Linked DNA regions of Homo sapiens: region 1 is linked to region 2. A link is a contact called in ENCODE Hi-C or POLR2A ChIA-PET data. All regions are on one chromosome and are shown on one strand. The core of a region is the stretch at or near the end of the contact, and the rest is flanking DNA. Distances in the headings are between cores, read along the strand shown.

Region 1 (3,736 bases), core at 903-3,402, 37 kb after region 2:
AGTTGCCATACTGTTGGCCTTGACAGTGTCGAGAATTTTTACATTAAGTACTTCTTGTTTTATGACTTCTTTTGATTATATTTGTAATAGTAATTCTAGATAACGTTTATTGGGTACTTACAATATAGTCAATAACTTTGAAGGGTTTGAGATTTTATCCTGCTTGTATGCTATGCTAACCTGCTCATAAAGTGTTAGAAATGGTGGCACAAGACAGGAGATGACATTCAGAGAGTAAGGACATCATTACTCAGGACACAGCAGGCGGCATGAGCTTCTTACATGTTTGGGTGAGAATATATTAACTCATTTCATTCTCACAATACTCTATGAGGTAGTTTTGACTCTTGCCCTCACTTAAAAGATGAGGTTACGCAACCTGCCAAATTCAAAAAGCTTCAAAGCATCAGAAATTGATCTCAAAAGTCTCCAACTCCAGATACTGAATTCTTAATGACCACACTGTACTGACTTTTTAAATGTATATAGACAGTACCTTAATAATAGTAACATATTTCCTTTAATAAAGATGTATGATTCTGAAATAAAGTATGAAAGCACATATATATAAATTATTATGATGTATATTATTTTAGCAAAATGATATTTTTATGAATGTTACTGCAGGTCAGCTATTTTCTAATGCAGACATGTAATTTTTTGGAGATTATGTATAAAAATATTTCATTTCTTAAAGAAAAAAGTTATCAATCTAATATGTGTCAGAAAAAACCTGAGAAATGTGGTCTTAGTTTATTCCCAGAATACCAAACAACCAATATGATGTTATATTTATTCATTTAGGGAGCTTGCAAGTAAATTGTACTCTCTGTTCTGACAGACCCTTGAGATGGCATAAGCCTTTTCCAAATTTTGCTTCATTGTGATTCTGAGTCTTTAAATAGAGAATTTGGCTGCTAAGCCTACAAGAGATTCCATGTCTATTAAATCCATCCTATCTTGTTGTGTTTATTTGAGGTAATCTATTAGTTTACACAACTTGCTCTTTGGTCATGCAGAGCTCTGAAAAACACAGCCTGCCAGGGCTCCGTCCTGATTCATTGTCATGGAGAAGCTCAAACAAGAACCAGACACTGTGAGGACAAAAGATCCCTCAAATTACCTGCAGAGAGTCGCCCTGGCTTTCAATGGCTGCAGTCCAAAGACACTTAGACCAAATTAAATTGTGCCAAAACATTTAAAAGCAATATTATTAAAACAGAATTCTTCTCAATATGCTGCTCAGCCACATGTTATTTGTATTTTCGGTACTAAAAACTACTGACATAAATGAATTAATGTTTGCAAACACTTAAAAGAAGGCCCGGCACACAGAAAGCATTATACAAAAACTATGAGACTTTGCTAAACAAAATAAAAGATGGGAATTCTACGCATGGTCAAGATGACTTACTTTTGTATCTGATTTAGAAGTCACCAAATATGTATAAATTTCACTTGGAAGAAATAAATGATCATCCTGAAAGTTCTATCAGTACATGGAACGTAGCATGTATATCCATACATGCTACACAATACAGGAATGTAACATACATATCCATACAGGATACACAATACTCCTGTGTGAGCTTGAGAATGTGTTAAAAGAAAGAAATGAACAATGGGCTAAGAGTAGCAAAAGAGATCAGAACACTGGGAGGATTGGCAGGAATGAACCTGGGAAGAAAACAGCCCAGAGTGTGTACTGCCGCAAATCATCAGCTGAACTTAAACCTTGGCACTCAGGATCTCTGAATAAATGCATTGGCTGCACAGTGGGGCTCAGGCACTGCTAAGCTCTTCACATATGTTATCTTATTTAGTCCCTACAACAGTCTTATAGATGATGACTAGCAATATCCCATTTTACAGATGAAGAAATTTAGTCAGAGGCATTCCTGGAGACTGGGTTGAAAGAGACCTAAATCATTTTTATTTTATTGTTTTTCAGATTTTGGCCACACATACACATCGTTTTCATCCTTAATTACATCATGGGAGTGAAGCTTCCATAATATTCCTTGAGAGTTTATAAATACTGTAAACAAAATTTTCTAACTTTTCATAATTAATGAAAGTTTCTAGGACTGCAAAGTACACATGTGTTCATGTTTTATATGATCAATGGAAAAGAAAACTGGCCCTGACTCATCTTCGTGACTAGCAATCTCATGGTTATGAGTCATCACTTCTTCCTCTCCTCAGTATTAGACAACACAAAAGACAGGCCTTTTAATCAAATGACTTAATCACTTAGGTTTAGTTTGGCATCAGACATAGGTATTGATGGCACCTAAATGCTCCATGCTCCATAAGAACAGAAGAGCATTACTATATGCAGAGGACACAGCAAGCATTAGGAAACAGACTGACTCCTCAAGACTGAATCAAACATTTTCTGTGCAAAATTAGTGCAAGAAATCACAAGGAGGAAATACGAAATGTTGAGACGAAGAATAAATATTTAGATGGTATCAGCCCAGAGTAGACAGGAGGCATTACGGACACCTTCAGAGTATTTTCATACCCTTGCAATTGGCTTTGTCAAACAATTTTTAATTTTGATGTACATGTGTTATGCCTCCCTAATAATATACAGAAATCCAGAATTTGGGACTAGTCTGCATGGTATTTAGGATGTGACTTGCAAGGACTTTAAACACAAAAAAAGGCCTCAATACATCAATGCCTTAAATGTTGGTGTGTGAATGTAACCATCTTAAGTTGATTTTTGTAGGCTAGGCTTTACCTCTTATTTGCATTCATTATAGTAAAAGGAATCAGCCCAACTTATTTATATATGTTGAACTTTCATTTTATATTCATAAATGGTCATCATTGGATGACTGTATTTCCAATAATTTACTGAAAATTAAAACACAATGGCTTTCTGCAGCAGGAAAAACGTTGGTTTAGGCTCCTGTAGAGGTTGAAGTAGAAACTAAGAAAAAATAGGTTCAGATGTATAATGACAGTGACAGGGTAAAAGATAAGAATGGCAGCTAACACCCATTGATAAAAGGTTTAGCATAAGTTAGGCAAATATTCAAAGCTCTTTGAAACACTAGTTCATTTAATCTTTAAAGAACCTTAAGGGTCACAGCTTATAATTATCATTCTCAGCATATGGATGAAGAAAACGGAACAAAGGGAGGATAAGTGACATACTAAAGGTCACATACACACATCCCTAATTAGTAACCCTGGGATTCCAACTCAGGGAATCTACTGCCAAAGTATGCATTCTTAATTACTATCAAATATTGCCTCTGGACTGTGTTAAAAAGCTAAATGGAGAGCGAGCAAGGAGAAACATATGTGTACACACTGAAGAAGCAGAGTTAGAACATAGGGCTAAAGAAAAAGGTGAAAAGAGAAGAAAAATGACTTGGAGATGGAAATAACCATTATTAAAATGAAAATTAAAAACAAATCTCTCTCATATTATGGAAGTGTGAAAAACAACAGAGAAGGCTCTCCTATATTTTCCACAGTAGCATTTTGTGTTCTACAATCATATCAATCAAGGAGGAAATATTGATCATGTGGTTACCATGGGAGAGGCTCCGCAAAGCTCCGGGGGACACTTGTACGTGAGAAGATAAATAAAAGGGTAAGGTAGCAAGTGTAGAGTTCAGAGCAGCTCAATAGCAAGAGGCCTAGTGTGCTGTCAAGGAAACAGCTGGCTGAAAACGAATCATAAACTCTATCTCTAAGCTTATGAAACTGCCCTTGC
Region 2 (3,712 bases), core at 819-3,318:
AATCAAAGGATCTCTGATTAGAAAAATGAGATCTAGCAATTTATATTAATTTTTAAAAGGCCTAAACACACATATGGTCACAGCCAAAAAAAGTCATGATTTTAAAATGTGCTCATAAAATGCATTATCTAATAACAATAAATCAGAGATATCAGATTGTGTCCAAAATGCTGTTTGCTCCAGAAGAGAATTACATGCGATATCATATAAATATGTACACATGAGAAAAATCTTGCAATGCAAGATGAGGCTATTAACAGGAAAAGGCCAAATGGTTACCATCTAAGAATCTTCTGAAGATGAATTACTGTATTTGTTTCCAATCTCTAGTATAATCAAATTACCACAAACTTGGTAGCTTACCACAAAACAAATTAATTGGTTTACAGTTCTGGAGTTCAGAAGTCCAAAATGAGTCTAACAAGCTAAATAGTCTTGGCAGATTCATGCTCCTGGAGGTTCTGGGGGTCATCTGTTTTCTGTGCTGTTACAAGCTTCTGGATGCTGCCTGCATTTCTCAGCTTGCAGCCCCTTCTGCCATATCAGAGCACATCACACTCCACCTTCCTGGACTGTCACATCTCTCTCTGTTTTACCAACACTTGTGATTACTTCGGGCCCACCCAGATAAACCAGGAGAATCTCCCATCTCAAGACCCTTAATCACATCTGTAAAGTACTTTTTTTCCATGTGGTGCATTTAGAGGTTCTGAGGATTAGGATGTGGAAATCTTTGGGGGACTACCATTCTGCCTGCTACAATGGTCTTGTTGAATATATAAATGTCCAATGGCTAAGCTCCATTCAAAGATACTTGGCTTGCTGAGAAACGACACAATTTTGACACTGCACAGAAAATGCAGACATTTCACATTAATCAAACTCAGAACAGCATTAGCCCAGAACACCATTTTTTTTTTTTTTTGAGACAAAGTCTTGCTCTGTCGCCCAGGCAGGAGTGCAGTGGCATAATCTTGGCTCACTGCAACCTCCGCATCCTGGGTTCAAGTGATTCTCCTCCCTCAGCCTCCTGAGTAGTTGGGATTATAGGCGCCCACCACTATGCCTGGCTAATTTTTGTATTTTTATTAGAGACGGGGTTTCACCATGTTGGCCAGGCTGAACATCAATGTATTTTAAATGTCATATAGGTTGCAATACTTTTTCCAGAATAACCACAATGGTCACTTCTTATAGATAGATTTGCGTAGAAAACCAATTTAAAACCAGTTTCTGAGTGAATGTGGAATCAGAAAAAGAAGATTTAGTTACATAATAGACAACTTTACTATTAATGGGTGAACTATCTATTTCCACAATAGTGGATAACATCCTTAGTAAGACTCTAATATCCAAAATTCATTATGTAATTCTTACTTCCTTGTCAATTTCTACCCTTGGCACTGGCATCCTTTGGCTTGGTCTGCTCTCTGTATCATTCCATTTTACCTATCCCTGTTCTAAATGATATAGTCTTCAATATGCCTTTATCTGTGGATCTAAGAATCTTTCTATCTCGTTCAAGTGACAGTGCACCTCCAAAATAAAATGTGCTGATTTTATAGTTTCACTTTCTAACATCAGTATAATTTTATTTATTTCAGAATTCTTGTCTGGATGGCAGAGGAATGGGGATAGGGCTAACGTGTGAGTAGAAACCTTTCCCAAATCAAAGGTTCATGACTAAGAGCATAATCCTGAATCCTTACAAAAAATATTTTGTGGAAACTAGAACCCTTCAACTTGAATTAGTGTTGCTTCAGAGATTATGTTATGCACAAAATGAAAGATAATCACGTAAAAGATAATTTATAATTTTTTTACTCAGTTTAAGTAATAACTCACAATACAACTTATAACAGCCCCAAATTGATCAAGATTCCCACATTATCTCCCTCAGGAGATAATGAATTCCCTGTTATAAGTGCCTCAAACAACATTAACTGGATTATATTCAGGAGAAGATTCTAGCCTCAGATTGGTGTGAGATCCATGTAACCTCTGAATTTCTCCCCAGGCTGAGATACTCTGTTTTCAGAATAGAAACATCAGCTTTGGAAATGATACAAACCTCCAGCCTGGGCAGATCCCATCTCCCTATTATATATGTTTGCTTTCTAACTGACTCACACATTTACTAAGAGAATGGAATGTAATTACATATTTTATGTTTAAAAGCATTTCCTAGGAGCAAAGCAGGAGAGAAGGACACTTCGAGAAACAAAGATCAAATGAAGAGTTGCCACAGATGAGATGTCTTTAAGGGCATTGTCTTGCTGACTTTTTATTTGGCTGTGTTTCAAGCTCACTTTTCTGTTCTCTTAGTCCTAGCACTTTGTGGGAAATGAGGATGAGTAGTAAATGTGCAATTGGGTAGGTGTCAGGGATGATAAAAATGCAAAATAAAAACTAGATTTAATTTGAAAATTTAATGCAATAGGAAACAATAGAAATAATTAAGGTTTAACTCTATTGCAAATAAAAGTTAGAAGACACTGTCTGAAGTAGCTAAAGTATCCTTAGAGCTAAAATTCTACTTGCTTGGTTAATAAAGGACAAGTATATCTTTAAAGTGCTCTAGCTAATGTTAGTTTACCTTTGGGAGGAAAAATAATGCGGTGATATATGATACTCATTACTTTTTGATATGTTAAAATAATAAATAAGGAAATTCAATTTTACTTTTTCATATTGAGAAAGGGTTGGAAACAAGAATTTGTGTAGGGCATCAACTTTGTAATGTTATTACCCTCATAATCATCAATTATATTGTCTAAAATTCTTAACACTGGAATGACTTATTTAGCTAAGAGACAGTCTCCAACGATCTGTAATCCTCATGTGCATTTCCTCCTGGTATTTATGTACCTGTATAGTCCTCTCTGACATGGAGTAGGGTGAACCTGTGACCAATAAGAATATTGTAGAAATCATGGAGTGTGACTTCCAAAAACTCTTCACCTTGTGTTCTCTTGGATTGTTCACTCTGTGGAAAGCCAGTTATCAGATCACACGGACATTCAAGCAGAGGCCCAGATAGAAAGGTACCGATTCCGAGAACATATGGGTGAGCTCATTTTCTAGGCCCAGTCAAGATTTCAGAAGATGACATCCCTGCCAACACTTCTTGAAAGTGATCTCATAAGAGACCCTGAACCAAAACCACCCACTTACGTGGCTTCTAATTTCTTGATCCACAAAAGTGATGCAACATATTAAACACTGGTTGTTATTTAAGCTGTCAAGTTTTGGAGTAATTTGTTATGCAGTGCCATGGCCTAAATGCTTTTGTCTCCCCAAAAGTCATATGTTAAAACCTAATTCCCAATGTGATAGCAGTGAGAGATGGGAAATTTGGGAGGTGATTAGGTCATGAGAGTGAAGCCCTCATGAATGGCATTAGTGCTTTTATACAAGAGGCCTCCCAAACAGCTCCCTCTGCCCCTCTGCCTCTGAGGACACAGGAGAAGGTACCAGGAGGTGAGTTATGGATATCCCAGCTTCCAAAACTGTAAATTACTATTGTTTGTAAGCTAGCTAATTCATGGCCTTTTGCTATAGCAGCCTGATTGTACTAAGCTATGCAGCAACAAGAAACTGATACAATATAAAATATATTTGTGTATGTTAATATTGATACAAATTGTGTTAATAAGTACACTAGAATTAGTACCATAGTGAGAAAAGTTTTCCCCAAATAGCGTTTGCATAT

Evidence for each region. A loop is a pair of places that touch in the nucleus more often than their neighbours do. ChIA-PET counts read pairs that join two places held with the same protein, here RNA polymerase II (POLR2A).
Region 1: a loop to region 2 is called in a map of IMR-90, with 2.1 times the contacts of the local background. The contact joins two enhancer-like sites. A Hi-C loop is called at or near these places in 2 of 168 maps with a recorded cell type or tissue (Caco-2 and IMR-90). POLR2A ChIA-PET finds 5 or more read pairs at or near these places in 3 of 52 experiments (IMR-90, OCI-LY7 and T-cell).

Annotation. Positions count from the first base shown.
Region 1 is chr5:19,927,024-19,930,759 of GRCh38, forward strand. All of the region lies in intron 2 of CDH18 (cadherin 18), which reads right to left. Among named protein-coding and RNA genes, the nearest start is that of CDH18, 59 kb to the right of the region's middle. RefSeq lists an enhancer at 687-1,334. Within about 2 kb of position 2,153, at least 3 of the 41 ENCODE cell types and tissues checked have a DNase peak (open chromatin) inside an H3K27ac peak, as active enhancers do.
Region 2 is chr5:19,889,688-19,893,399 of GRCh38, forward strand. All of the region lies in intron 2 of CDH18 (cadherin 18), which reads right to left. Among named protein-coding and RNA genes, the nearest start is that of CDH18, 97 kb to the right of the region's middle. Within about 2 kb of position 2,069, at least 2 of the 41 ENCODE cell types and tissues checked have a DNase peak (open chromatin) inside an H3K27ac peak, as active enhancers do.